Regions from separate parts of the Homo sapiens genome. Here region 2 is linked to region 1. Evidence: chromatin contacts called from ENCODE Hi-C or POLR2A ChIA-PET data. All regions are on one chromosome and are shown on one strand. The core of a region is the stretch at or near the end of the contact, and the rest is flanking DNA. Distances in the headings are between cores, read along the strand shown. Region 1 overlaps CD9 (CD9 molecule). Region 2 holds the start of PLEKHG6 (pleckstrin homology and RhoGEF domain containing G6).

What was found. A loop is a pair of places that touch in the nucleus more often than their neighbours do. ChIA-PET counts read pairs that join two places held with the same protein, here RNA polymerase II (POLR2A). Pooled maps may share reads with other maps.
Region 2: a map of PC-9 shows a loop between it and region 1 (7-fold over the local background). The contact joins the promoter of PLEKHG6 here to the enhancer-like site in region 1. A Hi-C loop is called at or near these places in 1 of 168 maps with a recorded cell type or tissue (PC-9) and 1 of 50 pooled maps. POLR2A ChIA-PET finds 5 or more read pairs at or near these places in 5 of 52 experiments (Caco-2, GM12878, HCT116 and 2 more).

What each region holds. Positions count from the first base shown.
Region 1 is chr12:6,214,376-6,217,527 of GRCh38, forward strand. All of the region lies in intron 1 of CD9 (CD9 molecule), which reads left to right. Among named protein-coding and RNA genes, the nearest start is that of CD9, 16 kb to the left of the region's middle. RefSeq lists enhancers at 1-477, 478-979, 980-1,483 and a silencer at 808-1,102. Within about 2 kb of position 1,721, at least 24 of the 41 ENCODE cell types and tissues checked have a DNase peak (open chromatin) inside an H3K27ac peak, as active enhancers do; they include HCT116, PC-3 and PC-9, where a contact is called at or near this core.
Region 2 is chr12:6,308,780-6,311,931 of GRCh38, forward strand. PLEKHG6 (pleckstrin homology and RhoGEF domain containing G6) reads left to right here and starts at 1,903. Exons shown (of 16, transcript NM_001384598.1): 1 at 1,903-2,069. RefSeq lists an enhancer at 717-1,437 and a silencer at 1,800-1,849.

The DNA.
Region 1 (3,152 bases), core at 471-2,970:
GGTCTCTGTCACCCAGGCTGGAGTGCAGTGGCGCAGTGTCAACTCACTGCAGCCTTGACCTCCTGGATTTAAGCCATCCTCCTTCCTCAGCCCCCCAAGTAGCTGGAACTACAGGCGTGTGCCACCATTCCCAGCTAAGTTTTTGTATTTTTTAGTAGAGACTGGGTTTTACCATATTGCCCAGGCTGGTCTCCAACTCCTGAGCTCAAGCATTCCGCCCCCCTCTCAGCCTCCCAAAGTGCTAGGTCAGGTCAGAGGCCTGACCATCAGCCTCTGAGTGTATTCTTTTAAAAAATTGTTTTTCTAGAGTTCGGGGAGGTTTGAGGAGAAGTCCAGTCTCATGCATAACAGCGAGCTGGCCTAGGGAGCACAGCCGGCTGCAGAATTCAGGGGGGAGGTTCTTACCAGGAGTGCCCTGCTGCAGGTTGTGGGAGCCTCTCACGGGCCCACTGAGTCACCAGGGCCTGTTACCAGAGGAGAGTTCACGCAGGCAGGGCCTGGGTGGTGGATGTGCATTTGGGAGCCAAACGCAGGTTCCAACTTGAGCCCTTTACCATGACTTCCTGGCTCAGTGGGTTCAGCACAGAGTTGTCCAGCCGTTCTCTCTCCTTTCTTACCTCTTCCTGCCTTCCCACCTCTCTGCATCCTCACCCTTAATGGTCACAATGCCGCATTTCCAGGGTGACCCCAGGTTCCCTCCCCGTGGCTCACAGTGCTGGTCAAAGCATTTGAGCCCCCAAATGCCCCACTCTCCAGATCGGAGTGTAAAGTAGTAGGTGCCAGTCCTGCTCCCTCGTGGGGCTGGGCAGTGAGCTCTCCCTAACACACACAAAGCACCTCCAGCTCAGAGGAAGCTCACACCTCCCATCCATGCCTTCAGGCTTTTCGGCACTGGCATTTAGAAAGCTATTCTCTGGATTCAGAACCCCCAGAGAGAGCTTTTCTCTGTCCTTCCTGATTATTGGTGTGTAAATGAAGGCCTAGAGTAGTGGTTCTTAAACTTGAGCGTGATGAGAGTCACCTGGGGAGGTGTTGGAAAACAGAGTGCCGGCCCAGTCCCACTCCAGTTTCACTGAGTGAGTCTAGGAGGGAACTGCGAATTTGCATGTCCAGGTTCCTGGGTCATCCTGCTGCTGGTCTGGGGTCATTTCGAGAGCTGCTGGACTGGCATAGAGAAGAGTTTCCTGGGTTGCCTTTGAAGATAAGAATTTCTGAAGGTTTGAGCACTGCCTTCAGACAGTGGCTCGGTAGAAGTCCCAAGAGCAGAAGTTGTCTGGAGAGGAGAGATGGCCCCCAGGATGCGCCTGACCAACCAGTCATACCTACAAAAGGGAGTTCTGGTTCTCTAGGGCTGTGATCTCTGGGGCTTTTCAACTTGGCTGTAGTAAAACTAAAGTTAGTAATATGCCCTGTTGTCATCTAGAAATTCCGCCATGAGCTATTACAGTAGTTTAGTTGGGACGCTTAAGGAGAGCAAGTCGTGGCAATTTCTTCTGCTGATTACAGCGGAGTTTTGGTTTTCTTGTTCCCGGTGTTTACTGTGTGGTGGAGCTGGATAAGGGAGCACCCCAAAGCCTCTAGTCCTGCCCAAGTGGCTTTGCCCTTCCAAAGACAACAGCCCCAGCCTTCATTTGGAGGTGGGAGAGGAGGACACAGAGAGGGTTGGAGGAGGCTGTGGGCATCGGGATCCTGTTTGTTCTTGCTGGCACTGCCTGGCCCGGCTTCCTGAGGAGTGAATCAGCCCATCCAAGGCTTGGCATGCAGTAGTGAGCCAAGGGTTGCCATGGAGATGGGCGAGGCCCAGAGCCCACAGGTCTGGGTGGCCTGACTTGTTTTTAAATGTTGAAGTCTGTGCGAAGAGGGAGGGCCTATCTCCACTTCTGTGGCTTTCTTAAAGCGTGACTGGTATTTTGGGGCCTGGAAAACTGCTGGTGTGGGAAACTTGCATCCCCAGTATTTGGTGTGTTGCTTACTTCCTGGGTGCTATGGACAACTATGACTAATGCTCTCCCAAGTTTAGTAGATGACAAAAACAAAAACCAGGGCTGACAAGCATCTTATTGAAGGAGGGTGATAAAGAGGCCAAGGTTTCCTCTCCTGCCCAACCCAGGAAAATCCCCTCTCTCTCTGTTATCTGCTGCTGTAATAACTCCTTTCAGCAGGGTTAATTTGCCCACGGAAGCAGTTTGTGATCCAAGGAAGGACAGAAGCCTAAAATCTGAGCCAACAGTCTCCCTTTAGCCTTCCTTCCCCACTTTCCTTTGGCCATTCCCATCCAGTCTTAGTGGAGCTCTGGATGGCAGTTTGCAGGTGTGAAGCAGATAAGTTTATCCATTTTCCTCCACTACCCAGCGCTCACACAGACTCCCACACAAACCAGGAAACAGAACCCCAGTGTCCTAAATTCCCCCGCTGCCACCCAGCCGCCTTCTCCGATCACAGGAGGACACAACAGCCGTCCACAGAGGGCCCATGAATTGACCCAGTGTCACCTCACGTCTTTCTCAGGGTTTATTATTATTGTCATTTTTTTTCCCTATGGAATCCGGCTGGCTGTAACACTTCACAGTTTTCAGAATGTTTTACATGCATCACTTTATTTAATCCTCTCCTTCAACCTACGTTGAAGGCAGGACAGGTATCATACTGTTTTTTTTCCACAAACGAGGACTGTAACGTTCAGAGAAGCTGAGGAAAGTGTGTAGTGTCAGAGAGCTCCTAGGTAGCAGTGCCAGAATTAGAGCCCAAGTTTATATCCATCACAGTCCAGTCATTCTCAACAGAGGCGTGCAATAGAATCCCTGGGAGCACAAAGAGTCCCCTGGGATTGCTGAGGCAGGTGCATGTTTAGAAATCCCCCAGGTAGGCTGGGTGCCATGGCTCACACCTGTAATCCCAAGCTTTGGGAGGCCAAGGTGGGTGGATTGCTTGAGCTCAGGAGTTCAAGACCAGCCTGAGCAACACGGTGAAACCCTGTCTCTACAAAAAAAATAAGAAAAAAAAAAATTAGCCATGTATGGTGGCTTCCACCTGTGGTGCCAGCTACTTGAGAGACTGAAGTAGGAGGATCGCTTGAGCCCGGGAAGCAGAGGTTGCAGTGAGCCAAGATTGTGCCACTGTACTCCAGCCTGGGTGACAGATTGAGACCTGTC
Region 2 (3,152 bases), core at 653-3,152, 95 kb after region 1:
CACACACACACACACACACACACACACACACACACACACACACACACACACACAGTGAATGGGAAGAGGGAAGGGCTAGGAACTAGGCACACTCTGGTTTCTTGCCACTGCAGTTCCTTTCCCACCTGACTTCACCCCCGAAAACTAGTCCCACCACCAGCTGGGCCAGGAGCAGGAGACAGGCTGGTTCAAGGAGCTGGAGGAACAGAGGACACTTCTGAACCAGCAGAGCAATCACACAACAGCAAGCTCAGAGAAAGAGAATCCCAGAGGGCAGATTTGAGGATGGACACAGGGAATACAAAATTAGAAACTGCCCAAAGATATAGATTCCTCCTCCAAACAAAATAGAGTCACCAGAGTCCGAGTGAGGACTAGAACACTCTGATCATGTATGCGTTTCATAGCCTAGATGGGAAAAGGGAATAGAGGCCTTTTCCCCTGGCAACTCAAGGAGATTCTGCTTCTGAAAGTGTTTCCTGAACTTCAGGATGCTCTGAAGAAGTAAGGAGCCGTATCAATCACTGTTGAGTTCATTGGCAGGAAATAGACCACAGTCAGGGTGAGGGGCTGGGAGCCTCAGACCTGCCACCTGCCAACTACAGGGTCTTGGGTTTCATGGTTGTGAGATTATAATGACCACACATCCACAGGACACTTCTATCTCAAATATCCAGTGCTTCTGTCAGACGAGGTGCCATGATTTGGAGAAGTGAAAAGGTGGGGAAACCGAAGCAGGAGGATCGCTTGAACCCAGGAGTTGGAGTCCATCCTGGGCCACACAGCAAGATATTGTCTCTATTTTCTTTTTAAAAAATAAATTTTAAAAATAAAGAAAATAAAGTATGGTCCTTTCATGCAATGCCCAGCATGTGTCAGTCCTTCCACAGCATCTTTTTCTTTTTCTTTCTTTTTTTTTTTTTTTTTTTTTGAGATGGAGTTTCACTCTGTTGCCCAGGCTGGAGTGCAGTAGTGCTGTCTTGGCTCACTGCAACCTCCACCTCCCAGGTTCAAGCGATTCTCCCGCCTCAGCCTCCCAAGTAGCTGGGACTACAGGCGCCCGTCACCATGCCCAGCTAATTTTTGTATTTTTAGTAGAGTCGGGGTTTCACCATATTGGCCAGGCTGGTCTCCATCTCCCGACCTTGTGATCCGCCCGCCTCGGCCTCCCAAAGTGTTGGGATTACAGGCGTGAGCCATCGCGCCTGGCCCCACAGCATCTATTTTAGCAGCCACCGCAAGGGCTGGGTGACCCTGGTGTAGCCGGGAGTGGGCTTATTTGCAGGTGAACTGGGAGGGTGCCCCCACCTGAGTCTTAGGTCATAGGAGAAGTGCGGGTCAGGCCTCAGCTGCCTATCCCTGGAGCAAAGGCAAAGTCCAGGATAGCCTTCCAGTATCACCTTCCACCAGGCAGGCCAGCCGGTCCTCTGAGAGATAAGGCTCACACTTTGGACTCCACACAGCGACGGGGCCCCCTGCCCCTCCAGCTGGCAGGCGGGCTCCCTGCCTGCTTAGGGGTCTAGGCCGAGGCAGGGGGAGGACCGGACGGCCGGCCACTCGCCGCGACCAGCAGGAGAGAGGGGTGCCTGCCACAGGTTGTCACCCTCGCCGCCTCCCCCGGCGGCGCCCCGCCCCTTACTCAGCCCTCATTACTGCAGCGCCTCGCGGGGGTCTGGCCCGGAGTGGAGGGCGCGCGGTCCCAGCCCTCCCGCTCGGCCGGCGGGTGTCGAGTTCAGGTGCGACCGAAAAGGGGAAAGGAGGGCACCGCCACGTGAGCTGTCCTCTCCGGGGAAGGCGGTGGCTGCGTGAGGGCGGGGGCTGCTCGGTCCCCAGGGCCCCGCCCCTCTGCCCCTCTGCCCCGAGCGGTGCTGGCGGTAGGGAGGGGCCAGCCCGGTCCCCGCCCTCCTCGCCCGGACCCGCGCTGCCCGGCTCCCGCGGGCCGCTCGATCCCAGTCCCAGGCTGGGCATCGGGGCTGGCTGGCATCGCCGGGGAGCCGACGGCGACGGGGAGCCCCGCGGGCGGGGAGGGCGGCGCAGGGCAGCGGGTGCGGTGACACCTGTGGGCACAGGTGAGCGGCGGGAGGGCTACGCGGCCCGGGGGCGGGGCGGCCGGGACCCGGGGCCTGGAAGCCGGGGCGAAGGGGAAGGAAGGCCTGGCCTCCCGAAGGCGGGAGGAGGGGAGCCGGGGGCTGGGCTGAGACAGGACCCTGGGTAGGGAGCAGTGCGAGGGAGACAGCGCCCTCAGAGGGAGGACTATTGGGAGGCGGCAGGAGGGACAGCGAACGTTTCCTCCTCTGCTCCTGAATCGGAGGAAGGTAAGGGAGGGCTGAGGCAGGACCTCAGGCCCACCCGGTCGGGGCACAAACACCTGCGCAGCCTTCTTGAGCCCACCGCCCCTTAGGAGGCCTCTCCTCTTCCAGGCCCTGCCCACTCGAGGGCGGGCCCTCCCTCCAGGTTTAGGGGGGAGGGATGGAGCCCCACGCCTGGCCCCCAGCTCCATGGTGGTATTCCCAGAGTCTGGGGAGGACCAAATATATAGCCCGAAACTGGAGAAACTCTAATTCTATTTGGCTGGTCTCTAAGGGCAGTGGCCGGACAGCTGGCCCCACTCACCTCCCTGTCTGTGGTCAGGAGGGTTCAGGTAGGAGATGGGCAAGCCTTTCAGTAAAGGCCAGACAGTAAAGATTAGAGACTTCGCGGCCTACACCGTCTGTCCCAACTAGCAAGAAGCAGTCACAGGTTATTAGGAGACCAGCAGAAGAGGATGGATTCCAACAAAACTGTGTTTATGGACACTGAATTTGAATATCATGTAATATTTACTTGTCCCAAAATATTGGTGGCTTTTTTGCAGGGGGGGCAGCAGTTGTTTCAACTATGTAAATATGTAAAGGCTTACAGGCTGTACAAAAACTGGTGGCAGACTGGGCTGTCTCCAGCCACCCCCACTCCCAGCCCACCCCACCCACCATGGCCTCCCTCCAGCTTTTTCCCAAGCTTTATATGGGGAAGGGGATGGGGTTATATCTAGGTGCAAGGAGAACCCTCCCACCTGGGTGTATCCAGAAAGCCCGAGACCTGTCTGTGACCCTTGTTCCCATTTGAGACCAGTGCAGGAGCTTGTACCCCAAATATGCACACATGTGAGAGAG